2 separate regions of the Homo sapiens genome follow, and region 2 is linked to region 1. A link is a loop called in an ENCODE intact Hi-C map of the cell type or tissue named here. Cell type or tissue: ascending aorta. All regions are shown on one strand. Each heading gives the region's core, and the rest is flanking DNA. Links, peaks and the distances in the headings are about the cores only. Region 1 overlaps SYNPO2 (synaptopodin 2). Region 2 has its middle 80 kb from the start of LINC01061.

The links. Peaks named below come from ENCODE experiments on the same cell type or tissue, not always from the same donor. Only the 100,000 strongest peaks of a DNase experiment are listed, where the experiment ranks them.
Region 2: it touches region 1 in a loop (2.6-fold over the local background); 18 of 110 quality-filtered maps call a loop at or near these places.

Annotation. Positions count from the first base shown.
Region 1 is chr4:118,978,976-118,984,361 of GRCh38, reverse strand. The region is part of intron 1 of SYNPO2 (synaptopodin 2); the gene reads right to left. The region is part of intron 1 of SYNPO2-AS1 (SYNPO2 antisense RNA 1); the gene reads left to right. Among named protein-coding and RNA genes, the nearest start is that of SYNPO2-AS1, 3.0 kb to the left of the region's middle. In ascending aorta, for the core only: a CTCF peak has its summit at 2,403 (motif pointing left); a DNase peak (open chromatin) is centred at 2,361; H3K27ac peaks cover 4,289 bases.
Region 2 is chr4:119,488,065-119,493,450 of GRCh38, reverse strand. It overlaps the pseudogene SEPTIN7P14. Among named protein-coding and RNA genes, the nearest start is that of LINC01061, 80 kb to the right of the region's middle. RefSeq lists a silencer at 2,824-2,923. In ascending aorta, for the core only: a CTCF peak has its summit at 2,888; no DNase peak of the experiment used is centred there.

The DNA.
Region 1 (5,386 bases), core at 82-5,081:
AATATCTAATGTTTAAACTAAACATTATTATTCTAAATAGCTAATGTATTTATAAGGCACAGCATTTTAAAGGAACAAGATGGTACATAATGTAAATTTTCTCTCTCTTACATCTGCGTCTCCCAGTCACCTATTTTGGAAGCAACTAATGTTACCAGTTTCTTTTGTATGGAAAGGACTGTTTTGGAAAATAGCTAATGGCCAAATATTGGTTGGGCTGGAATGAGGAAGAGGGGATTCATGACAGAGACACCAGTTTGGTGATCTTTTCAGAAGTCTAGGTGATGAAATGAAGGCTGGAAATAGAGTACTCTCAACGCATGTAGAAGGGGGATTCTGAAAAGACATTTCATAATCCTCTGCTCCCCATGTCCAGTCAACTTACAAATGACAAAGGGGAAGTCAAGGATAGTTGAAATTTTGACTTGAGAGTTGAGGAAAGGTAAGGAGGGGAACTCAGTTTGGGACCAGGATATGGGGAGGCTGTGCAGGAAAGATGAGTTCTGTTTTGGAAATGTTTGCCTATGATATAGGACATAGATGTGGAAATGACAAATATCCTGTTGGAAGGGCAGGCACGTAGCTTGTTAGAAATATTACTGAGGAGTTATGAGCAAAGAGGTGGTAGTTAAAGTTGTAGGATTCTATGAGCTCAGTAAAGAACACAGCAGATAAAGGGGCTGAGTACTGAAAAATTCTTATATCAAGGAGGAAGTAGAAGTGGGGCCAACAGAGACTAAGGAGAAATGTTCAGCGAGTGAGTATGCTTGTTATTGAATTCTGATGAAGAAAGTATTTCAAAGGGAGAGAGGTCAGGGGATTTTAGATCAATGCTGCCATCATGGTAATAGGAATGTAATGCACTAAGAGGAAGAGCTGAGAAGAAACCATTGAGCCACCTGGAGATGAGTAGCTCATGGGTGGGGTTTAAAGGGTAGTTTCCGGAGAAAATAATGCAAGGGAAATAGTAAAGGAAGGCCAGAGCATGGGGGTGTCTGGTGTAGACCTGTTTCAAGGAATCTAGTGTGAATGGAGGCAGAGAGAATAGATGCTGGAAAGAGAAATGAGGTAAAGAACTTTCCCCATTAAGTACAGAGGAAAAGGTTGAAAAGAAAAGGGTGGAGGTAGGGAGATGTTTGATGGAACAAGATCCTGGAAAAGACTGAAAGGGATGAATAAAGGCAAAGTTAACAATGAAGGGAAGAAAACCGGAGAAGTTCACACCTAATCTCCTTGGCCATCTCTGCAAAGTAGCCAAGATTACCTCTGTGTTCCATGAGTTTCTGTTTGGAGATTTGCAAAAAAATACAGAAAGCAATTTGATAGGATATTGACTTGGGAGGGAAGAAAGAATTTTCAAGAGTCACTGACGTTCCAGCTGAGGTTGCACTAAAGAAGCTACTCATCTGAGTAGCTTCCATTAGCTTCCAGATCTTTCTTTAATTTCTCCCCCACAACCACAGTCTCAAAAGAACTGTGCTTAACATTAAGAGTTTGACCTCTTTGGACAATCTGGGAAATGTATTCAAGAACTATCGTGTTCTTTCTGTGGCCCATAAAAAGAAGCAAAGGAAAGAATGTAGAATGCCTTCCAGACAGGTTTCTGGAAATCAATGATTGGTCTGTTATTTAGGTATGTATGCAGTGATATTTGGAAAGAGAACTTAAATATCTCTAGCATACTAGGCTGATCAGTTTATTAGCATCCTGTGAAAACTACCAAAAAGATATCTGCAAGTAATTTACTGGGGCAGGATCAGAGATGAGCGGAACCAGTCTGTCTCCCTGTGACTGAGACCACCGCTAGTGATTCTCCAAGTACAGAGGGGCATACCATCCTCCTTCTCTTCTCTTCCCCCTCTTTTATTTTCTCTCATTCATCTGGATTGACCCCCAAAATATGAAGGAAAGGCAAAGGAGCAGCTCCCTGCCAAATTAAAAGAGGTTATAATGGGGACATGTCCATGGTGAAGAACTATGTGCATCCGAGAGGGTTATGAAGACCTGCAAACATACTCATGATTTTGTCCCCAGTCTTCATTGTGCAATATATTTTAGTTTGCCTTTTTTGTTCCTACACTGCACTGGACATTATCTTTTTTTTCAATAGCACTTCATTTCACAGAATAAATCCCTCCCCATATAAATGGTTTACAGCGCGCCTGCCTCAAGCAATTCTGTTATGTAAAAAAAAAACTTTGCAACCACATTTAAAATTAGACATTTATTCCTTCATTCCTAAATGTGAGTTGACTCCCTGGAAGTATGTTCTCATTTTTTGTGGTTTTATTCCCTGAACTACAGTGATGTGCCTGTGACACCCACGCTGCATATTTCCTCCTTAGGTTATGTATTAGTTGGTCAAAACACACTCTCCTAAGGCAATGCCGCCCTCAAGTGGTCTAGTCTGAGAATAGTCAACTATTTTCCTCTGAACGCAAACTGGGTTTCCGTCCAGACCTGTTTGGCTGAAGCATTAACTCCTGAATGGAAAAATAATAATAATTATGTGCAGTTCTGGGGCACAATAATTATGAGGTACATGAGGAAAAAGGAAGCCTTTATTTCCCAAGAAGGCCCCAAAAGACATAGGAGTAAAATGGACGACAGCAACAACCACAAGCTTGTTTTGTTAATTACCAAGTAACTGGCTACCTGCATGTGACCGGGAGGACTAGGGTGGGCTATGAGTTGAACTGGCCCCCTTATGCCTTTGGGGCCAATCCTCAGCTCCTCTAGGGCAACCCCCTAATCAGAACTTATGACATCATGTTCTATAATTAAGGGCATACATTGTATGGAGACAACGCATTCAGGGAAAACATTCAACTCTTCCATGTGGCCAAGACTCTCAGAAGAGAGGTCAGTAATTATGGTAATTACATTAATCACAAGGATTGTTGCACGGAGGAGGGTATTGACATTGACGTGGCTACCCTATGATGAAGCTCTGTGGGGGGTCTGCTCTAATTGGCCACCACCAAAAGTCTCTCATGCCTATGATTAACTTCTCTGGTTGTTTATGTGAGCAGGCTTAGGAATTCTGCTGGGTTGTTCTGTGCAGGGCTTATGAGACAGGTTGGTTGCAGGGCTGTTAGGCTGTTCAACTAGAGAGCCCATCCTGGAACAAATGGGTCAGATAAAAACACACGCTGTGCTGTCCTTCATGGTTTGTTGCATTGTTTGTGGTACTTTGGGTGATTTCAGTTAATCATGAATCTCCTTCAACAAAGATTTTTGCATGGAAAATGCTAGTTCTTCTAAACTGCTCTTGGGCACAGAGATAAACTGGACCAGCGCAATGAGCAGGAAAGAGTGCTTTATCTAGCAGTTATTTGGTGCTGTGGGAAAAGCCCAGAAAAAGGAAACTGTGCTTAGTAACTTGAGATTGAGAATCAGCTCTGCCACAAACTGGGTATGTGACTGTGAGCAAGTCGCTTAACCATTCCAGACTCAGTTTCCACATAGGCAAAGTGTTTCATGTAACTCAGATTAGGGGTTCATAGGCTTATGTGCAGATGGCATGCCACACATGCCACCACCAGGATGAGGCCTAAGAGGCAGCGTCCTCTTTCCCTCCCTTCTTTAACTAAACCAGGTTCACTTTTATCCATTTTATAAATTGGAATCTGAAAACCACTGGATTCTATATATGTGCTTCTTTTCCAGCTACTTTATGCTGTGATAGTTATAGATACTCTGAATGGTGATGCTGACACTTATTAATCAAGTTCTTTTTTTTTCAAATTGTAAGTGAAATCATATATGTCTCTGTTAATTTACAAGTCTAGTTTCTGATAAAATTAGTCCAGTCGGTGGAATGATGGCATGTGTGGGTGTGTGCTGGGGAAGGGGGGAAAAGAAAGAAGTAACAAGGCTCATGGTGACCCCACAGCTCCCAGGAGGATGCAGGCCAAGGAAGGATCTAGGTAGACCTTGCCAAGCAAACAGTAGACAGTTCTAGGAGTGTGGATAGACTCTACCAGAAAAGCCAGCTAGAAAAGGGATGGTTCTGGTCAAGGAATAGTCCGGAGAAGGTCTGAAGGCACATCAGCAGACTAACAAGGCTTTTCACTCTGTGCCTCTAGAAGACATATTGTAAGGTCTGAGTGGGCCCCCAAAAGAAAAATACATTAGAAAGAGTTGAAAATCAAGATTTCCAGAAAACAGATGAAAAGTTTTTACTACACTATACTATATATGGGTATATATGTCATTATTAATAGCAGCCATCATTAAACTAATATGATTTATTTTCATTCAGGAAGCTTTCCCTTTAAGTTAGCTTAAAAACCGCATATACTATGCAATGTATCCAACTTTATTCTTCAAACTCCAAAAGAGTTTTTTCCTCTACAGTGCTTAAAGATAACACAAGTGTGGATGAGTGATGGTTGAGATCCAGTCTCCTTTCTTGAGAATAACACGAGGCACAGACCAAGCAATAGACCAAGGTGCTCAGAATTATGAAATGTCCACTCTTTTTAGTTCAAGTATGCTGAGTGCGGAAGAAACTTCCTGACCTCCTAGTGTTTTTATGTCACCATCTGTAACCTATAATTACAGAGAGATTCTAACTTATTAAAGTAATTGCTCAGACTATAATTCCTGGTTATATGAATTTCTGAGGTACAATTTGTATGGCCTCCTGCAATAGATGCCTCTGTTGCTACCCTGTCATTGTGCTGAAAATATAGTATAGATAATGAAAGGATATCCAACCAGTGAACAAATATTTACTGAGCACATATCATTGGCAAGACATTGTCATAAACAGTACGGAAATACAAAGTTAGGCCAGGGATAGGCCTTGCCCACAAAGTGCATGCAATCTAGTAAAAAGTTGCATGTGTAAACAACTAGAAAATAAGGCAGCCAATAGTAAGTACTTGATAAACAAGATGGTAGTATATGATTCTGACTTAGAGCTGAGGGTGAGATTTTAGGTCATTGGCTCAGGAAAGGGGTTTACAAAGTAAATTACCTTGAGACCCGGCCTTACAGCATACAAAGACTTTTGTAGGTGACAAAATTCTTTCTTTCCACAGGAAGGGAGAAGATGCTAAGCAGTACTGGCAAAACAACGCTACGGCAGTAGGAAAGCATAGCCACTATTCAAGAGATAGCTAAGCAGGAGAGACTGTGGAGGGTAAGGGAAAATAGTAGAAGGCAAGTCTGGACAGGAAGGTCAGAGCCATATTCTAGGGGTGTTTTTGTTTTGTGCTAAGGAGATGAGAGGTGCCATGGAGCTGCAAGCCAGAAAGCAAAATGCACAGAACGATTGGAAAGCGAAAGAGGCCGATCCAAAATCACCTCTGGAGTATATCGCATCAGTACAGGTGTTAAACAATAAAGATTTCAACTAGAGCAATGGCATCAGAAATGA
Region 2 (5,386 bases), core at 172-5,171, 510 kb before region 1:
ACTTGCTTATTACCTTTTGTACAGTGATCACGTCCTCAAGATTTTCTCCAAACAAACAAAAGTTATCATTTGAAGTCTCTGATACTCAATATTCCATTTGGGTAGACATCTACCCTTCCTATGGAAAAGGGACACATTTGACAACTCTTGAACCTGCTTTGTTGCTCTTAGTTCTGTAGCATTCTTAGCAAACAGGGATTCTTACATTTGATATATGGAAATGTCAGCCTATGATTTTCTATTCTTAAGGCACATAACATTAAATTAGAAGAAATACTTAAAACTTGAAGAAAATATTCTTCACAGTTTTAAGCTGTATTCAGATTATAGCTCAGAAAAACATGTTTCCAGTTCACAAACCATTTGTTCAAAATAAAACCCACAAGTTACAAATAGAATAAAAATCATGATTATTTTAATCAAAAGAAATCTGACTGACTAGCATATGTGATTTCTCTTCCTGGCTTTCCTCATTTTAAGTATGTGTGTTTGTGTGCATGTGCACACACCTGTGCAAAGGTGTGTTTATGGTGGACAAAGGGATTTTAGGCAGTAGCCACAGGAACTGAGTTGGTTCTTTCAGTTATCTAACGGCAATCCCAATTTTAGGATTCCTCTTCCTAAACTGGAATCTCAGGGACAAGCTTGCATAGCTAAAGAAAAAAACACTGAACATGAACTATAATAACAGGGTTTGGGTTTTTTTGTTTTGTTTTGAGACAGGGTCTCACTCTGTTGCCCAGGCAGGGGTACAGTGATGCTTTCTCAGCTCACTGCAACCTATGTCTCCTGGGCTCAAGTGATCTTCCCACCTTAGTCTCCCAAGTAGCTGGGATCACAGGCCCATGCCACCACACCCATTTTTTGTAGAGACAGCATCTCGAACTCCTAGGCTCAAGCCATCCACCCACCTCGGCCTCCCAAAGTGCTGAAATTACAGGCATTGGCCACCATGCCAACCTTCATAATAGTTTCTAACTTTAATATACCTGATACTAACTACCTGCAAAGCTATTTTTCACATTTCCACTTCATATCATTTTTGTCTTACCCAATAGGAGTGTTTTAAGGCTTTATATGACACCAATCAGCATGTAACTGTAAGAAGCAAACTTCCCCCTTTACCACCCAGCTCTGAAAGTCAGGAATTCTCTGGTCTCACTGATCTGCCATGAAACGTGGTCATCAACTCTACCTCAGCTACAACTGCTCTCTATCTGTCTCTCTTTCTCTCTCTCTCTCCAGAAAAGCCTACAGAAATAGCTACTAAAGTTGCTCTACTGAGCCTATGAGAATAAGTAAGTTGGCTGGGTATGGTGGCTCACGCCTTTAGTCCAAACTACTCCGGAGGCTGAGGCAGAAGGGTTGCTTGAGCCCAGGGGTTGAAGGTTACAGTGAGCTAAGATCAAGCCACTGCAGTCTAGCCTAGGTGATAGAGTGGGACGTTTATCGCTAAAAAATAAAATAATTTTAAATAAAGGACAAATAAGTAGATCCAGCGATCCCACTACTGGGTATTTATCCAAAAGAAATAAAATAATGTCAGAGAGATACCTGCATTCCCATGTTTATTGCAGCTATTAACAATAGCCAAGATACGGAATCACCCTAATTGTCCATCAAAGGATGAATGAATAAGGAAAATGTGGTATATATACACAATGGAATACTATTCAGCCATTCAGAAGAATGAAATCCTGTCATTTGTGGCAACATAAATGAACCTGAAGACATTATGTTAAGTGAAATAAGCCAGGCACAAAAAGACAAATACCACGTAATCTCATTAATTTGTGGAATTTTTAAAAACCGATCTCATAGAAGTACACTGTAGATGGTTACCAAAGGCTGGGGTTGGGGGGTCGGGAAGGGGAAGAGATTGGTCAACAGATACAAAATTACAGATACATGGGAGGAATAAGTTCTGGTGTTCTAGTGCACAGTAAGGTGACTATAGTTAACAATATTGTACTTTATATTTCCAAATAACTAGAAGAGAGGATTTTGAATGTTCTCACTGCAAAGAAATGATAAATGTTTGAGATGATGGATTAGACAATTACCCTGATTTGATCATTATGCTATATATATATATATATAATATATATATGGAAATATCACACTGTATCCCATAAATGTGTGCAATTGCTAGGTGTCAATTGCTAGGTGTCAATTAAAAATAAAACCTATAGAAAAGAATCAGTAAATCAGTAACACTCCTTGGAAGATGAGGAGAGGACTGTAACTTTGTTTTCTGGAGCCTCTGCTGCTCTTTTTCTACTCTGGCTCCATCCTCGAGAAACATTCAGTTCTCCCCGGCCCCACCTGAATTACACAGCCTTCCTGAACTACCAGCATCTCTCTGCATTCTTTCTTGTACTTTGAAGGGACTCAACAAATACCTATGGAGTAAAAGAATAGATTCCCATTGTTTCTTACCTGACATAAAATTGAGTTTTTTATAATGAAGAAGGTAATTTTAGTGAAGGGCAATAGAAAAATCAATATAGCATTTTTAAAAGAATCCTCAGTTGAACAAGAGCTGAAATGTAATATGAAAAAACTGACTGAATAATAAAAAAGTTTTTAGAAAAATATATTTCTGTTTCTACTGTGAAAAACATGTTAGTTGCCAGGCTTTCATTAATAAATTGACAACCAGTGTGAAGTTACTCCCAGTGGGAGCTTTTATTGCTAGACACCAACGAAAATTCATAAAGGCGGAAGGCTAAAAATCTATGGAAACAAACAACTTCAAGCCAAGAGGCAGGATTAAAAAAAATAATAATAAGCAAACATGTCAACAGAAGACATGCATTCATTCACAAATAGTTGGTTCTCTACTAAGTGTCAAGCTAGGGTACACTAAATAGGCATGGGCTCACAGAGCTTGCAGTTCAGTGGAGGAAACACACGAGGGCAAACAAGCCATTAGATCTATGCACTGAGGGTAAAGAGTGGAGGGTATTTAATTCAAACTTGAAGCTCACAGCTTCCTTAAGGATGTGACCTCTGGTTTAGTCAAGTGAAAAGGGAAAAGAGCGTTCCAGGCAGAAGAATTAGAATATCTAAAGATCTAAAAGTAGCAGACTAGAGAACTTGAAACATCTACTACTACTTATTTAAATACTTACAAAATTATTATACTTATGAATGATGAGTATTAAAAGTATATTTATAAAGTATAAATATTTCATACTTATGTTTTATAAAATAAAGCAAATATCCTTTGACATAGCTCTTAAGAAAGTAAGGGAAATTCCCAGAGGCCAAAACAAAGACAATTAAATATCCAAGTAGAAAGCATGTAAGCGATGCTATAACAGACCTGGGACAATTTGCAGACCTCTATCATAAAGGGTTTAATGCCCACCCCAGCTGGTGTCAACCTAAAATAAACAGCAGAGAGACTGGCTTCCAGATCAGAGTTTATCTGGTAATAGCAGGGGATTGTAATCAGATATACATGCTATAGAGGGCCATAGGTGCATCCAGAGAAGCAAAGAAGACAAGGGGTTTTTTTAATGGAATATATTTCCTATTAGCGTTTTTATTATTCACAGCATAATTTATTTTAAAACCAATTTAATTCCTTTTAACCTATTAAACAAAACTAGCTAGGTTAAATTAAACTTAGCAGTGTGCGAAATAACTTAAGGATAACTTACAAAAGGGAATTTGGAATAACCCAGAAATTATATTATTACTTACACATAATTCAAAACAATATGAAAATAAAGGCAAAACGAAGGAGGTTACATTCGTTGTTTTGAAATGATATCCTTGGCTACAAGGATTAATAACAAGAGTGGCATCAGTTCATTAGTGGACAGACAGCTGCTGGGCAGGCATCCTTATAGATGTAATCTTTGTACAAGGTTGTGGTTTTGACAATCTGTTGTGATAGTTTCTGTTATCATGCAAACATGTAAGAAGGTCCTCCCTTCATGGTCTCCAAGCTCTCTTTCCTTACGGTTTGACAGAAGTGACTCCATTTTTGTATAGACAACTTTCACACAGGAAACATGGTCTTGAGACCCCAGGAAGCCTTTAAGGAATGGCCCTCCCAGTAAGGCTGAAACCTCTGAAGAGCTACATCCTCAATGAATATGTGTGAGATGGGGAGGCAAGAACCCACTCAGATTCACAGGGAAACATAAAGGAAGCATGTCTGTCTTAATCTGGGCCCTGGTTAACAAAAAATTTACATTGGGTTTATCCTCATAGTCACACAGATTTGAGTTTGAATATGATCTGGAACTACCCACATTAAATTGTAAGCACAAAAAGAAGTCTCATGCCAGTAATGTCCTCTGTACATCTGGCAAAAGCAAAGGCAGAATGTCTTTGGAATAACACATCCTCAAACAGGCCCATCAAATTTCCACAGAAATTACACTACTTAAGAAAAATTCTTAATTCATAATTTCAAGACACACGAGGAAACAATCAACATGTAAGAAGTCAGAAGTCACAAGACTAAGATCAGATCCCCAAGAAATTCACACAATAGATCTATCTGTTTGAAGCTGTTGGGAGAAATCATTGATTCCTCACTCCTGTGTCTCCATATGGAGGAGCACCCCTAAAGTGACATTCTCAGCCTCTTTCTCCACCTCTAATTCAACCCAGTCTGTTTGTAATGTGATAGCCGTCAGTCCACACTCCTTAAATGGGTGAGGTTGATCTAAAAAAAAGCAGTAAAATGTTGCGGATGTGTTTCTTTTCCTTACCTTTCCACCCTGGTCCAGTGCAAGCTGGAAAGCCTAAGTTTGTCTAGGTATGTGGGCTGTCCCAAGATCTAACCTGTAGAAGGGATGGGGATTGAAGCAGAGGGTAAGAGTAAGCCCATTTAAGTGTAGAATGTTCCTGAACCTGAACATGTTCTCCAAACCCCTTACTTACCTGACTCTCTCCACAAAGCACACTAGCTAATGTCACAGAGTTTTCTGAGGTTAACTATGCCTGTCCTCTAAGGGCTTTCTAGATTGTTGATCAGCAACACCAATGGGCCTTTCCAATCAAGCCTTCTCCTGCTTCTCATCAATGTGGTAAACCTGTGATTTCCTGGTTCTGTCTTAAGCTGTGCCATTCTAGGGACAAACATTCCTTGTGCCAATGAGAACATTCTTACTCATCTCTCCTTTCTGCTGGTGGCTGTATGGGGGAATAGGGGACAGAAGAGAGGTCAACATTGAAAGGGATCACATTTTAGGAATGCAGTGAATATGATCTAATGAGTTCAAGAAAAGTATAACTGAAAGATGTGTTTCTAAGTTATAAAATTCTGAAAAATAAATTTAACATGACCAGAAATTATCATTCCTATTTTTTTCTTCCTACTCCATGGAACACTTGCATTTGTGATGACCATCAACAAAGCACA